Linked DNA regions of Homo sapiens: regions 2, 3 and 4 are each linked to region 1. A link is an interaction called in ENCODE POLR2A ChIA-PET data of the cell type or tissue named here. Cell type or tissue: OCI-LY7. All regions are shown on one strand.

The links. Peaks named below come from ENCODE experiments on the same cell type or tissue, not always from the same donor. Only the 100,000 strongest peaks of a DNase experiment are listed, where the experiment ranks them.
Region 2: POLR2A ChIA-PET joins it to region 1 with 6 read pairs; 4 of 35 experiments call an interaction of 5 or more read pairs at or near these places.
Region 3: POLR2A ChIA-PET joins it to region 1 with 5 read pairs; 4 of 35 experiments call an interaction of 5 or more read pairs at or near these places.
Region 4: POLR2A ChIA-PET joins it to region 1 with 5 read pairs; 2 of 35 experiments call an interaction of 5 or more read pairs at or near these places.

Annotation. Positions count from the first base shown.
Region 1 is chr7:101,796,091-101,800,090 of GRCh38, reverse strand. No RefSeq gene overlaps it. Among named protein-coding and RNA genes, the nearest start is that of CUX1, 20 kb to the left of the region's middle. In OCI-LY7, no CTCF peak of the experiment used is centred here; DNase peaks (open chromatin) are centred at 1,770, 2,920 and 3,240; H3K4me3 peaks cover 1,304 bases; H3K27ac peaks cover 3,992 bases.
Region 2 is chr7:102,249,423-102,253,422 of GRCh38, reverse strand. It overlaps CUX1 (cut like homeobox 1), which reads right to left. Exons shown (of 24, transcript NM_181552.4): 24 at 1-4,000. Among named protein-coding and RNA genes, the nearest start is that of SH2B2, 35 kb to the left of the region's middle. In OCI-LY7, no CTCF peak of the experiment used is centred here; a DNase peak (open chromatin) is centred at 1,712; H3K4me3 peaks cover 752 bases; H3K27ac peaks cover 1,694 bases.
Region 3 is chr7:101,888,858-101,892,857 of GRCh38, reverse strand. All of the region lies in intron 1 of CUX1 (cut like homeobox 1), which reads right to left. Among named protein-coding and RNA genes, the nearest start is that of CUX1, 73 kb to the right of the region's middle. RefSeq lists an enhancer at 1,901-2,611. In OCI-LY7, a CTCF peak has its summit at 1,758 (motif pointing left); DNase peaks (open chromatin) are centred at 1,517, 2,232 and 3,930; H3K4me3 peaks cover 3,199 bases; H3K27ac peaks cover 4,000 bases.
Region 4 is chr7:101,572,946-101,576,945 of GRCh38, reverse strand. LOC107986832 (a long non-coding RNA gene) reads right to left here and starts at 1,201. Exons shown (of 3, transcript XR_001745314.2): 1 at 1,140-1,201. In OCI-LY7, no CTCF peak of the experiment used is centred here; a DNase peak (open chromatin) is centred at 1,595; H3K4me3 peaks cover 1,137 bases; H3K27ac peaks cover 1,325 bases.

The DNA.
Region 1 (4,000 bases):
ATCTGCCTTAGCCCTTTGCCTTATTTATAGGAATGTTATTTCTTATGTTTTAAGGAAATTGATATGAAAGCTCTAAATGACAAACTCCGAAGCTAGCTTCAAAAGTTTCTGACTAATCGCTAATGAAATATCCATAATAGATGAGGAAGAAAGCATAAATCCCAATGAAACACAGCTTCACTTCGTAAGTGTCTCGTGTTTGTTTGACAGCTTTTGAAATTTTCTTTGTCATTTGGAAAATCAATACAAAATACAGCTAAACACCAGACTTTGCCTCTCAGCCTAAGACAAAATAAAAGATTGAAAGCTTCCATATCACCAGCTGTCAATTTTTGAAGATCATATTGCTTAATGCAATAATTTTTTTCTCTGCCCAAACATTACTCAGCCTCCATGATCTCTTGTTAAGACCCAGATGCACACACATTATGTCTGTGAATTCACAAAGACGCGAGACAGCTGGTGGTTATCGGTTTAGTCGATTAATATAGAGAGAATGGTAATGAATGACTACCGTCTCCACCCCTGCCCACTCTTATTTTGAGAGTAAATTGTGCACCCTGGCTTCCTGAAAGAGCACGGATTAACCAGCGCTCCTAACTGTCCTTTGCTTGTTGTTTGTTTGTGAGGTGTTTGTTTGTTTGTTTGTTTGTTTGGAGACTGGATTTCACTTTGTCTTCCAGGCTGGAGTGCAGTGGAGCAATCATAGCTCATTGCAGCCTCAAACTCCTGGGCTCAAGTGATCCTCCTGCCACAGCCTCCCAAGTAGCTAGGACCACGGAAGTGTGCCACCACACCTGGCTAATTAAAAAAAATTTTTTTTTATAGAGACAGGGTCTCTCTATGTTGCCCAGGCTGGTCTCAAACTCCTGGCCTCAAGCAATCCTCTTGCCTCAGCCTCCTGAGTAGCTGGGACTACAGGTGCATGCCCAGCTATTAAAAAAAAAACAAAAAAAAAAACCTTTTTTTTTTTTTTTGAGACAGAGTCTTGCTCTGTTGTCCAGCCTGGAGTGCAATGGCTCGATCTTGGCTCACTGCAACCTCTGTCTGCCGGGTTCAAGCAATCCTTCTGCCTCAGCCTCCCGAGTAGCTGGGACTACAGGCAAGCACCACCATGCCAATCTAGTTTTTTATATTTTTAGTACAGATGGGGTTTCACCATGCTGGCCAGGCTGGTCTCGAACTCCTGACCTCAAGTGATCTGCCTGCCTCGGCCTCCCAAAGTGCTGGGATTACAGGCGTGAGCCACCGTGGCCAACCAAAAACAATCTTTATAGTGATGGGGTCTTGCTATATTGCCCAAGCTGGCCTCAAACTCCTGGACTCAAGCAATCCTCCCAAAGTGTTGGGATTACAGGCGTAAGCCACCACAGCCAGCCTCCTAGTCCCTTCTTAACTTCTCTTAAATCGTCCCTGTTTGATTCTGTTTCCTGCTAGTCCCCTGACGGATACAGCAGGAATTAAAAAATATATATTTAACTTGTACATAAGTGAATGGAAATGAATAAAGAAAACATGTACACAACTTAGCAAAGTAGGATTCAGTTGGGAGCTGGTTCACTTTTCCCTGTTGTTAGTATGCATAATACCACACTTTTCTTTCTTTCTTTTTTTTTTTTTTTTTTGAGACAGCGTCTCGCTTCATCGCCCAGGCTGGAGTGCAGTGCAGTGGCGTGATCTCAGCTCACTGCTACCTCCACCTCCCGGGCTCAAGCAATTCTCTTGCCTCAGCCTCCTGAGTAGCTGGACTACAGGTGCGCCACCACGCCTGGCTGATTTTTTGCATTTTAGTTGAGACGTGATTTCATCATGTTGCCCAGGGTGGTCTTGAACTCCTGAGCTCAGGCGATCCACCCCCCTCGGCCTCTCAAAGTGCTAGGATTACAGGCATGAACCACCACACCCAGCCTAGTATGCATAATACCATAATTTTTTTAAAAAATTTTAAGTTCTGGGATACATGTGCAGAAAGTGCAGGTTTGCTATATAGGTATACATGTGCCATGGTGGTTTGCTGCACCTATCGACCTGTCATCTAGGTTTTAAGCCCCGCATGCATTAGACATCTGTCCTAATGTTCTCTCTCTCCTTGCCCCCCCACCCCCCAACAGGCCCCGGTGTGTGATGTTCCCCTCCCTGTGTCCATGTGTTCTCATTGTTCAACTCCCACTTATGAGGGAGAACATGCGGTGTTTGGTTTTCTGTTCCCGTGTTAGTTTGCTGAGAATGACGGCTTCCAGCTTCATCCATGTCCCTGCAAAGGACATTAACTCATTCTTTCTTTCTTTATTTTTTTTTTGAGATGGAGTTTCTCTCTTGTTGCCCAGGCTGGAGTGCAGTGGTGCCATCTCGGCTCACTGCAACCTCTGCCTCCGAGGTTCAAGTGATTCTCCTGCCTCAGCCTCCCAAGTAGCTGGGATTAATTACATGCATGCACCACTATGCCTGGCTAATTTTGTATTTTTAGTGGAGGCGAGGTTTTAGCATGTTGGTCAGGCTGGTGTCAAACTCCTGACCTCAGGTGATCCACCTGCCTCAGCCTCCCAGAGTGCTGGGATTACAGGGGTGAGCCACTGTGCCCGGCCAAACTCATTCTTTTTTATGGCTGCATAGTATTCCATGGTGGCGTAATACCATAATTCTAATGCATCCCTGATTTAGTTCTTTTTCTGCTAACCTCTAAACACAGGGAGGCAGGCACCAAGCCTGTCTTCCTCCTTTCTCATTCTTTTGACTTCAGGGCCAGGCTGTGTCAATAAAGATGTGTAGAATGAATGAAGGCATTCCTGGCTGATTGTATGCAATGACAACATCTCTTGCTGGGTCTGAGGCCGAAGTCCTTTGCTGTTCTGATCTGAGAGCATTTAGCTCTGAGGATCAAGTGAGAAGCCTCAAAGGCCATGTGCTCAAAGCGTAGAACAGTCTGACCCCTGTTTCCTGCAACAGACAGGGGCGAGTTAAAGGTGATACACTCTCTTGCAAACGGCTCACGGGGTGTCCTGGGAACTCTCATGGGGAGACGTGGAGTTTCTGGTGTGGGTGAAGATTGGGAAAGACATTTGCAAAGTGAGGACCAACAGAGGCCGAGGGCTGGAAAGAACAGGCTTTCATCATTGTCAGGGAACTGTGACAGAGAGAAGCAAGCCCAGGAAACGAGTTGGGTAACCTTCAGCTTCTCCATTACTTTTTTTTTTTTTCTTTGAGACAGAGTCTCGCTCTGTCACCCAGGCTGGAGTGCAGTGGCGCGATCTCGGCTCACTGCGAGCTCCACCTCTCGGGTTCACGCCATTCTCCTGCCTCGGCCTCCTGAGCAGCTGGGACTACAAGTGTCTGCCACACACCTGGCTAATTTTTGTGTATTTTTGGTAGAGACGGGGTTTCACCGTGTTAGCCAGGATGGCTTTTTTTTTTTTTTTTTTTTTTGAGATGGAGTCTCGCTCTGTCACCAGGCTGGAGTGCAGTGGCACAATCTCAGCTCACTGCAACCTCCGCCTCCTGGGTTCAAGAGATTCTCCTGCCTCAGCCTCCCAAGTAGCTGGGATTACAGATGCCCGCCACCACGCCCGGCCAATTTTTCTATTTTTAGTAGAGAGGGGTTTCACCATGTTGGCCAGGGTGGTCTCGAACTCCTGATCTCATAATCCGCCTGCCTCGGCCTCCCAATCTGCATTACTTTTATTAATAACACTTAGCCTTGAAGCATGGATCTGGAGACAGGCATGTGAAGGCATCCAGTTTGCAGAAAGAACTTGGTCAAGTTTGACTTCAACAATTTCTCTTGGAGGAAAAAAAAAAAGCAGCAGCTCTGAACTCCAGTGGGATTTCCTGCACCTTAAATCTTGGGCATCGAGATCGCCTGGGTATGGTCATCACTAAAAGGACAATGGTAGGGTATTGGAAGTAAGTAGCATAGGCCAGATGGGGTGACTAATGCCTGTAATCCCAGCACTTTGGGAGGCCAAGGCTGGTGGATCACCTGAGGTCAGGAGTTCAAGAGCAA
Region 2 (4,000 bases), 450 kb before region 1:
ACTCCTGTTCCCCTCTCTTTTTAGGGCCTGGCTGTGGCATAATCTTAAAGTAGTCAGCCGAGGCCCACAGCGATCTCTTTGCAGCCTGTGTAAACTGGTCATGAGCTGCACGCCTGATGCTGGCCCTGGCCAAGGAGGGAGATGGGGTATGAGAGCTGGCCACCTGGGCTTGGGCGGTGGCCAGAAAGGAATATTTAACCCAGAGCTCTGCTGCACTCTGGGCCCGGACCGCCAACCAGCAGACCTGAACGTCCACATCAGACAGGATGGTTTTTCAATGGGAAGAAAACAAAGATGGCGACAGGAAGGAAACTGAGCAGGGAGGTATTTGTACTTTGGAGGTACAAGGGATCTACCCCAGGGAGGCTGTCGACTGGTATCTTTTGCCTCAATTACTTGCACAAAGTAGCAGGTTTTGATGGTGGGTCCCTGTGAGCCACGATCCTGGCATTTCTCAGAGAGTTCTCCCATGCATGCATCCCTGGGCTGTCACCCCAATCCTGTCCCAGGAGACGCTTAGAAGCTGCCTCATGCCAAGATGCCTCCTAAGATCGTCTAGAAGAATCCAATTGAGCTAAGCTCCATGGCTCTGATAACCCTTTCTAAAGAGAGGTCTGGTGAGCAGAAACCACAGATGTCTTCACTGATACAGAAGTTCAAGAGGAGGTTACCAGGGAGCTCGGGGGTTGGGGAGGAGGACAGAAGACTCCTCTGGGGTGGAAGTGAGTTGGGCACAGGTCTAGGACAGAACTCACACACCTGCCATCTCGGCTATCACAAGGGAGCTTGGGCCGGAACTCCGGGTCAAGAGGCTAAATGCAAACACTGATTTTACCCCGAGCCTCTGCTTAGCCAGCTAAGTTAATGGCAAAAGCCTTAAGTTATGAACAATGCCTCCAATTAACAAAAAGAAGCCATTTAAAATGGCATAATGGAGCTTGTAATTAAGTGTTAGTGTTTTATATGGAACCGTTTCCCCCAGGGGAGAGGTACAAATCAGCTTTTTAAACTCATAGAGCGTGAAGAGGAAGGGGGTCGGCTGCCTGCGGGGGCCACTGCTTGGAATGCCAGCCTGCTGAAGGGGAGCCATGCCGAGGGGACACTGTTCAAGGCACTTGAATACTGCTTAGCAAGATGAGAGATTAACCCTTAGACTCCAACTGAGGGGCCCAACCAGGAGGGGGTGCTCCCCTGGCCACGGATTGCTGTATTATTTTAGTGGCAGCTCTTAGAAGTATTACAGACAGTGCTAGCTTCACATCAAAGATCTAAGGTTAGGATCTCTATTTTTTTTAAAAAAATAAATAATAGAGGAAAAAAAATACACAGAACTGCAAGCAAAATTTAACCAACTGATTGTATCTGGCACCAGATGTAAGTCTGGCAAAAAAGACAGAATGGGAACCAACAGTAACCTAGTTAAAAATCTAAGAAGTAAAAACAGAAAAGAGAAAACAACACATATGACTAAATTGCTTGGGAGGGTCAAAATGACTGCATTTTAGACTGTTACTGTTTGGCCACTAGAATGGACAAATCTGTATTTGTCAATTTCCTCAGATTTAACACCTTTGTAAATAACAGTCATGCCTTTAAAACTAAACCCTAGCCTACTATTTCCTGTTAACTTCTTTTCATTCTTATGAAAATTAGACGATATTTAAAGATTCATCACACATGATGACAAAAGTCCCTTGAGGGTTTTGTGGAGAGGACACCACAGTCGTCAGGGCTCTGCCACTCACTGTCCTAAGGGTCACCGATGTGAACTCACTCTTCTCAATGCACCTGAATCGAGCTAGATGTTGACCCGTGTCCCCTTAAGCTCCTCTAATTTTGAATTCTCTTCTCCCTGAACTGGATTTCAAGTTCAGAAATGATACCCCCAACAAAAGACAAACGAACAGCCTGCCTCCCAGCCCCCTAGAGCCTTCTGAAAACTTCTTATTCATGAAAAGGCATTGTCTTTAGTGTAGTGACTCTTGAAATTTGTGAAAACGTGAACTAAGTGCTGCAGCTGCAGGTTAAAAGACTGTAAATGAAATAATCTCTAAAACATCATGCAAGAAACGTGGTTTCACATCTTACAGTCAAAGTCCTACAAGTTAATTAACAAGCACACGGAGGTGGAACAGCCAGAGCATACCTTTAAAATTATAACTCCCTCCCACCCCCCAAATAAAAAAAAAAGTAATATTAATTAAACTTAAGAAATAATGAATGCACCATTAAAATGTCATCCAAAGATGTTGACCTAAGACAAAGGTTTCAATGATACACAATACGGTCAAAAAGTTTTCAATCAGTAATATACAGTATGACAACTACATCTTGTAAATTATACCCAATACTGCCGGCAGTCTATCCCTCTAAAGAATATTTGCCCCTTTCATCCCTTCCTAACAATCAGATAATAAAATACAGCACCTATAAATAAGCAAAAAAAAATATATATATATACCGAAATCATCTATTGTTAGTTTAAAGATATGGCAATAAAGAAGTCTAAATTAGCAAACTTGTAGAAGCCGTAACTGATAAAACAGCTTATTGAAAAAGGTGGCAGTAATGCACTCTACGTGTGCACAGGTACTTAAGAAAATACACAGACGTATAAAATTGCACACACGCACACGCACGCACACTCTCACCCGCCTCTATTCTCACGCATATACACATAGACAAGGGAGGAATCAGAGACAAGTTAGACTTTCAGTTTGTACTTAGACTGCCCTAAAACTGTGCATAAAAAGAACTAAGAGGCGAAATGAAAGAAGGGCAAATGGTAGGTTTGGAAGTTGAAGAGCATCCACGTTTTGGTGTGAGTTTGGGCCATTTCTACAGGGATGGGAGTGGGGAGCCCAGAATGCCACGTTCTCTCTCCTGCAGAGAAAGGAAGTTTCCCACGAGTTCAACAGGGTCATCAGTGCTTGCGGTGGGAAGAAAAAGGGAAAGAAGAGAGAGAGTGCGCGTGTAAGCCCTGCCCAGGCCTGGGGAGTGTCTTCCCCTGGGAGGGCTCAGTTCATCAGGTATCCAGGAGAGTGGTGTGAGGTGAGGTGCCTTCTGTGCCAGAGAGAGATCCGTAGACTGCTATCTACTTGGGGATGGGCCCGTCTGGCCCTGGAACTGCCTGCTGTGCTCGCCCGGACTACTCTCTCCTTTCTTTCAATGCTTGCACACGTGCAGACGCACAGACAGATTGAGACACCATAAATTAAACAAAATTAACAGGTACATGCTACAGTTCTAACTTGTCTCCTAAACCTCCAAGATATGAGGTCTGATCAGCGTGCTCTGCGGTTAGAGGTTAAAAAGCAGATTATAAAATACCTAGATTCGGATCTTTTCTTTTTTTTTTTTCTTTTTTTTTCTTTTTTTTGTCCTGATTTGGCCTAGAATGGAGTGTATTAAACAAACCCTGGTCTGCAAAACCCAGGGTCAGTTAAAGCTATACATCAATGTGCACTACATGTCAGGATTCTATTCACGTACAAGAAAACACTATGTCAGCTACCACAAAATCAGAGTTTCCTGATGTGACGTTTTCTTTTTGTTAAAAAATATGTGGAGTAAATGTGTTTTATTTTAATTCAAAGTTTCAAACGAGAAGATTCTTTTCTTGAAAATATTTAGGAATCCAAACTAGTGTGTTTAGAGTCGTTTTGACTGTGCAATCTCTTAGTGGCAACTGAACAGCTACAAAAACTTTCTTTTTTAATTTTTCTGAAAAATCCCACCCCCCCTTTTATTTTTTCCTGGTTTAAGAAGATAATAGTGTATTATCGCTCTGAAGCCATTAGATGGCAGATAAAAAGCCCCCTTTTAATATGTGGGTTTGATTTTTTTTCTTTTAAAGCCCACACGGAACAGGAGGACACAAGGCAAAGCTGTAAGAGTTATTCCAGAACCTGTGGAAATCACTTAGGGCAATAAAAAAAACACTTCAGGGTACAAAAAAGCTCGACCACACATTTCCGTTTTCTTCCTTGAAAACACGACA
Region 3 (4,000 bases), 93 kb before region 1:
ATAAATATTAAAGCTAATTTTGGGGGCCTTTCATCTAGGATAGTTTTAGGCCCTTTAATGGTCTAAAAATTTAAATACAGCTCTCCCTCATTCTCTTGCAGGGCCTAATTAAACAAAAATAGACCTAGCTCACAAAATTATACACAAAAATGAAAAAAAGTATTTTGGCAAAGGGCACCAATTTTCACTGACTCGAGCATGGCTATATAAGCACTAACAACATACTGATAGGAACAGAAAGCACATTTTAACAACATTTTTCAATTAAACAGTCACATTCTTGTGAAATAAAAATCCACGCAGACTCTCAGACTGCGTATAACGTAGTAATGATGAGACCATTTCCTCCGGCTCATTACAAAATTTTCTTGTTGAAGTGGCAATTTCTGTCCTGGATGTCTAAATGAGGGTAATTAGAAGCCCACAGTAACTTCTGAAAAACGGAACAACCAGAAGACACTTTGGGATACGGTGCCAGAAACACTCTGTTTTGCAAATGAAGGAGGTAACATTTTCTTTCCAGATTAAAAGATTCTTGATGCCAACTAACAGCCGCTTGTGTAATCTTATTTAAAATGTGCTAAAGCATTACACCACTTCACCAAATGGGAGAAAAAGGAACGATACTAAACCTAGCATTGAAAGAATCTGACCAGCATATTGCTTCTAGATTAAGTTTTCTTAAGTCCAACTGTCTTCAGCCTGCCGCTGGTCAGTGCAAGGAGAGGCTCAAAGTCCGGACTGACTCTCCGCTCCAACACAAAAGAGATGCTCCTAGATCTGATTCATTCAACAAGCCTTTTAGGGAGTGGATTTCTGGGGACAAGATGCTGAAATAGGCACTGCCCATTACCCACACAGGGTTTCCAGTTTACAAGTCTATGTCAAAGAAAAGAAAATTATCAACAAAGTCTTACAGACCATTGCATTTAACACTTATTGACACTATACAGTGGAGAAAATGATGAAAAACTGGTAGACATTCTCCACACAGAAATTCAATACCCATTCCAATTGGTTTTTAAAAATAACAATTTCTTTAAATTTAGAGAAGAAAATAAAAGGATGACTGTCCCCAAACTAATATTTGAAACCTACAACCCCAAATTCAGAATTCAATCAAATGCCACCATCTCCATGAACCCTTCCCTATTCTCCCTGGCCAGAAGTCACATTCTGGATGGTTTCTGATTATGAGTGCGTCTTCTATGACCCTGCTAAATACAGCTCCAAGAAGGTACGGGCTGTCTTATTGATCTCTGGGTTCCCCACAGCACCCCATGCAGGTCAGAAGTAAACCCCGATCATTAAGTGAGTCAAGGGATCCAGTCCTGGCTGGGTGTGAGGGCTTATGCCTATAATCCTAGCACTTTGGGGAGGCTGAGGCAGGAGGATCACTTGAGCCCAGGAGTTTGAGACCAGCCTGGGAAACAACTACTTATGAGGCCTTGTCTCTAGAAAAAATACAAAAGTCAGCTGGGCCTGGTGGTGAGCACCTGTGGTCCCAGCTACTCGGGAGTCTGAGGCGTGAGGATTGCTTAAGCATGTAAGTTAGAGGCCACAGTGACTTGTGATCAAACCACTGCACTCCAGCCTGGGCAGAAGAGCAAGACCCTGTCTGAAAACAAACAAAACAACAACAAAACAAAATAAAAAAACAGATCCAGTCTCAGACTCCAAACAGCCAACTTCACTGAATTAGAGTCCCAAATGAGACAAATAAAACATTTTTGGTGTCTACCTCTAGTGGTTAAACGTCTTTGAGAACAGAATTACAGGGTCCATAATAACTCTAAAAGATACTGCCATAGAGAAGTATTCAAAATGTGACACAAAATCATATTCCCCCCGCCCCCGCTCAAAAAAAAAATCCTGCTAAGTGATCTAACACTAAACAAGAATTAAGACATCCTACTTAAGTGACAAAAGAAGAGTTAAAAATAAGCACCAAACAACAGCCTAAACAATGTCAGGCCACACTTCAGAAATAAAAAAGGTCTCATATGAGTGTGTAAAGTGAGAAGCAGGAGATGGTGACGGTAACAGCCACAGCCTGGAAGAGTTCGAGGTTAACTTGCCCAATTCATTAACTAAATAGAGGTTAAATCAGAGTTTGAATGAATACAATTCAGAAAATGGAAGGGTAGATTTGTGTCCCAGCAGTGAGTAGAAATACGCAAGCAGAAACAAGCTGCTATTTTCGCACCAACCTCTCTATATATTTTATAAAAGGGACTCACCGTTTTTCCCCGTACTGACCCGCAAAACCAGCAGCTTAAAAAAAATGTAAGGCGCGTGTATCACTCTGATCCCAAGAACAAACCTGGTGCCGGGCCTTGCTGAGCACTTTGCACCCCTCATGCTGATTCCCACGAAGGACAGGCTGCAGGGTGGGCTCTCCTAGCCAGCTCTGACCCAAGGCGGGGGTGGAGGGGGGGACAGCTGTCCTTCATGTGAGCTCTGAACCCCGAGTCTCTCATGTCCCCATTTTGACCATGGTTGGGGATTTTAGCACCTCTGGACCTAACACCCTGTCCCCTTCCCTGGCCAGCCCACTCTCATCCCACTGTGCCGGTTTGGGGGACACTGCTGTGAACCAAAAGACTCCCCACAGCCCCCCTATTCTTTGAATCTCTAAACACTGCCGGCTTCAGGGCTCCCCGTCAACCCCATCTGCCAAGACACCGATTATCCCACGCTGGCCTTCCCTGATACTGAAGCACGTTCCTTCAAATGTCAGCCAGTGTTTTTCCTCGCACCCTCTTCCTCCAGCCAGTCCCTGCCACTGGCCTTCTCTCTCCCTAAATCCCCGGGGGCACCCCACCACACACTGGCGGGAGTGGTTCCACCATCAAGACAGCTGCCTCTCTGCTACAAAGACCCTGGTACCCCGTAGTGAAGGTGGAAAAGCTTAGTTATCCAGAAAACAGAGCATCTCAAGTCACTGGGATCGCGAGAGAGTTTCAACACCCTACAAGCGACTTGTAAGAAGGCCGCATTTGCAACTGCAGAGTTCCCTCTTCCAGGAAATTACTTCCTGAACACTTTACCTGCACCAGATGTATTTATTTGTTTATTTATTTTTTGAGATATAGTCTTGCTCTGTCGCCCAGGCTGGAGTGCAGCGGTGTGATCTCGCCTGACTGCAACCTCCACCTCCCAGGTTCAAGCAATTCTCCTGCCTCAGCCTCCTGAGTAGCTGGGATTACAGGTGCTCACCACCAGGCCCAGCTAATTTTTTGTATTTTTAGTAGAAATGGGGTTCCACCATGCTGGCCAGGCTGGTCTCAAACCCCTGACCTCAAGTGATCCGCCGGCCTCGGCCTCCCAAAGTGTTGGGATGACAGGTGTGAACCACTGCACCCGGCCCACTGGATGTTTTTAGAAGGAGAAAAATCGGTTTACTTTTCTCAAGGCCATTTTATGAATCCCATAAAGCTGGAAGTAAGTAAAAGTGTTTTCCAGCCTCAAAGGCCAATGTGCACCTGGAATAGGGAAAAAGCCACAGGGCTTTAGAAGGAACAGTACTGTTTTTCTACAAACTATCCAAAGACCCTCGGGAAACGATCTCTCTCAGCACTTTTTTTTTTTTTTTTTTTGAGACAGGGTCTTGCTCCATTGCCCAGGTTGGAATTTAGTGGTGCAATCATAGCTCACTGCAGCCTTAAACTCCAGGACTCAACCAATCCTCCCACCTCAGCCTCCTAAGTATCTGGGATCACAGGTACACATCCAACTCATTTTTTAATTTTCTTGTAGAGACGGGGTCTGGTTATGTTGCCCAGGCTGGTCTTGAACCCTTGACCTCAAGCAATCCTCCTGCCTCAGCTTCCCAAAGTGCTAAGATTACAGGCATGAGTCACTGCACCTGGCCAGCATCAGTTTTCTGATATGCAAAATAGAGGTGATACCAACTTTGTAGGGTTTCTGCAAGGAGTGCCAAAATTCAACTTTAATGACCATCTCTTGGCAAGGTGTGGTGGCTCACCCCTATAATTCC
Region 4 (4,000 bases), 220 kb after region 1:
GAGGCTCTGCACAAGAAGGAAATGAAGGCTACGGCAGAGCTGCAAACTGCTTGATAAAGCATTGAAGTCAGGCTCCACACACACACAGTGTTCCTCAGCAAAGGCTGGGACACTTATGGGGTTAAGGGATTTAAAGAAATATCTGGGCTGGGCACAGTGGTTCACACCTGTAATCCCAGCCCTTTGGGAGGCCGAGGTGGGTGGATCACTTGAGGCCAGGAGTTTGAGACCAGCCTGGCCAACACGCAAAACCCCATCTCTACCAAAAATACAAAAATTAGCCAGGCATGGTGGTGTGTGCCTGTAGTCTCAGCCACTTGGGAGGCTGAGGCACGAGAATTGCTTAAACCCAGGAAGTAGAGGCTGCAGGGAGCCAAGATCACGCCACTGCACTCCAGCCTGGATGACAGAGCAAGACTCTGTCAAAAAAAAAAAAAAAAAAAAAGCCTGTGCAATCATTAGTTGACTACTAAGCTAACAGGAATTTTAGCAGCAAAACATGAAAAAGAACACAGACTTTATAGAATTAATCCAGAAAAATCACTAAGGAAACAAACAGCAATAGCAACAACAAACTCTTTGTGGTGGGGGGTCAGGGAATCTGATTTCCAAATTTGCTACATTATATTATTTTAAATGTCTAATATTCAACAACAAAAAATTATGAGACATGCAGAGAAACAGAAGAGTATGGTCCATTCACAGGAAACTGTCTCTGAGGAAGTCCAGACACTGGAATTACTAGGCAAAGTCTTCAAGTACACTGTTATGAATATGTGCAAAAACTAGAGGAAACCACGTCTTAAGAATTAAAGGAACGCTATTATTCAGTGGAACCTAACAGACACCTACAGAACACTCCAGTCAACAACATCAGAATACATGTTCTTCTCAAGTGTACATGGAACATTCTGCACTGTAAACCATATGTTAGGCCATAAAAAAGTACTCAGTAAGTTTAAAAAGATTGGAATCATACAAAGTATGTTTTCTAATCTCATGAGAATGCATAACAGAAGGAAATTGGGAAATTCAGGAACATGTGGAAATTAAACATCACACTCTTAAGTAACCAATGGATCAAAGAAGATACCACAAGGAAATTAGAGCATGCTTTAAATAAAAATGAAACAACTCACCAAAACTTGTAGAATGCAGCCATAAAGCAGTGCTTAGAGGAAAATTTATAGCTGTAATCACCTATATGAAAAAGAATAAGGATCTAAATCAGTCACTTAAACTTCCACTTCCTGTAACTTGAAAAAGAAGTCTAAACTAAACCTAAAACAAGTTGAAGAAAGGAAATAATAAAGATTGTGAAGGGGCATGGTTTGTCTGGGGAAAATACCCGAGGTTCATTGCCTCACACCAGGGAAACTGAATACACAAACACACACAAGGAATGAGTTTAAGAGCAGAGGTTTAATAAGTGAAAGGCAGAGAAAAGCTCTCTCTTCTGCAGAGGGAGAGGGACTCCCAAGTAGGGTCTTTGGGCTTCATGGTGAAATGCATGGGGTTTTATAGACGAGCTTGAGGAGGCAGTGTCTGATTTACATAGGACATGAGAGACTGGTCAGACCAGGTGTCCCATTTGCATAGTGTGCGAAGAAGCTGGCCATCCCACCCTAATCTTTTGTTATGCAGATGGGGTCTCTACTTGGCCAATGCCATGTTGCCTGCTTTTTTACTACACATGTGGCAACAAAGAAAAGGGAAGAAGGAACCTCCATGTTGAATATACCTAGCTTCCAGGTGTCCCTTTTCTATTGGCACAGCTGTTGGCATTTACCTATGCACGCTTTGAGCTTGCTTATCTATGCTTGAAGCTTGATTTTTCAGGCTGCTTTTTGTTAGAAAAGAAATTATTTGGGGGCTGCTTTTTATTAAAAGGAAACCTTACCTAGTAAGGGAAGAGACCACCCCTCATAATTGTCTTATGCCTAATTTCTGCCTCCAAAGAAAGAAGTAAAAACTGAAAGGCAGAAGTGAAATCCACAGGAAGACAGCCTGGCACCATGCTCTGGGCCTGATAGTTAAAGATCGACCCCGACCTAACCAGTTATGTTATCTATAGATTCCAGACATTGTATGGAAAATCATTGTAAAAATCCCTGTCCTGTTCTGTTTCGTTCTGATTACTGGTACATGCAGCCCCTAGTCACGTACCCCCTGCTTGCTCAATCGATCACAACCCTCTCATGTGGACCCCCTTAGAGTTGTAAGCCCTTAAAAGGGACAGGAATTGCTCACTCAGGGAGCTCAGCTCTTGAGACAGGAGTCTTGCCAATGCCCCCGGCTGAATAAACCCCTTCCTTATTTAACTCAGTGTCTGAGGAGTTTTGTCTGTGGCTCGTCCTGCTACACTAGGATTCTCTTACCCTCACTATCTTCCTAAATAATTTCTTTCTAGCTCCTGTATCTGTTGGAGTGAAGTAGATAAAATAGAGAATAGAAACACAGGCTCATGTGGATTCACTGGCGAATTCTACCAAAAATGCAGAGAATGTTATGGTTTGGATTTGTGTCCCCACCCAAATCTCACGTTGAATTGGAGGAGGGGCCTGATAGGAGGTAACTGGATCATGAGGGCAGATTTCCCCATTGCCGTTCTCATGATATTGAGTGAGTTCTCAACCAGGTGCAGTGGCTCACACCTGTAATCCCAGCACTTTGGGAGGCTGAGACCGGCAGATCACAAGGTCAGGAGATTGAGACCAGCCTGATCAACATGGTGAAACCGTGTCTCTACTAAAAATATAAAAATTAGCTGGGCATGTGCCTGGAATCCCAGCTACTCAGTAGGCTGAGGCAGGAGAATCGCTTGAACCCAGGAGGCGGAGGTTGCAGAGTGAGACTCCGTCTTGAAAAAAAAAAAAAATTGTGTGGCACTTCCTGCTTCCCTCACTCTCTCTCCTGCCACCATGTGAAGAAGGTGCTTGTTTCTCCTTTGCCTTCCATCATGACTATAAGTTTCCTGAGGCCTCCTCCTAGTCATGCTTCCTGGTAAGCCTGTGGAACTGAGAGTCAATTAAACCTCTTCATAAATTACCCAGTCTCAGGTAGTTCTTTATAGCACTGTGAAAATGGACTAACACAAATAATAAACTCAAATTCTTCACAAAACCTCCAGAAAATATGAGCTAATAGAACATTTTCCAACTCATTCTATGATGCCAGTATTACCCTGATAATAAAACTAGACAAAGACATCACCAGAAAGGAAATTTATGAACCAGTATCCATTATGAACATAGATGGAAATCCTCAATAAAATACTGGAAAACCAAATTCAGGAACATATAAGACGATTATGTATCACCACCAGGTGGGATTCATCCCAAGAATGCAAGATTGGTTTAACATCTGAAATCAATCAAAGTAATACACCATATTAATAGAAGAAAGGACAAAACACACAGGACCATCTCAAAATTTGCAGAAAAAGCATTTGATAAAATCTAACACACTGTCATGATAAAAACAAAACAAAACAAAACAATAAACTAAGAATATAAGGGAACCTCTTTAACCTGAAAAAGGGCATCTACAAAAAACCCATAGCTAACATCATATTTAATGGAGAAAGTATGAATGTTTCTACCCTAAAATCAAGAACACAACTAGGATGTCCTCTCTCACTATCTCTATTCAGCATTGTACTAGAGATTCTAGCCAGAGTAATTAGGCAAGAAAAATAAATAAAGCCATCCAGATTGGAAAAAGAGAAATAAAACTATTTCTATTCTCAGATGACAAGAACTTGTATATACAAAATCTTAAAGAATATGTACACACACTATTAGAACTAATAAACAAGTTCAGCAGTTTCAGGATATAAGGTTGGCATACAAAATTCAAGTTTACTTCTATAGACTAGCAATAAACAATCTGAAAATATTTCATTTTATTTTGTTTATTTTTTTTTTTTTTTGGAGACAGGGTCTCACTCTGCTGCCCAGGCTGGAGTGCAGTGGTTCAATCATAGCCCACTGCAGCCTCA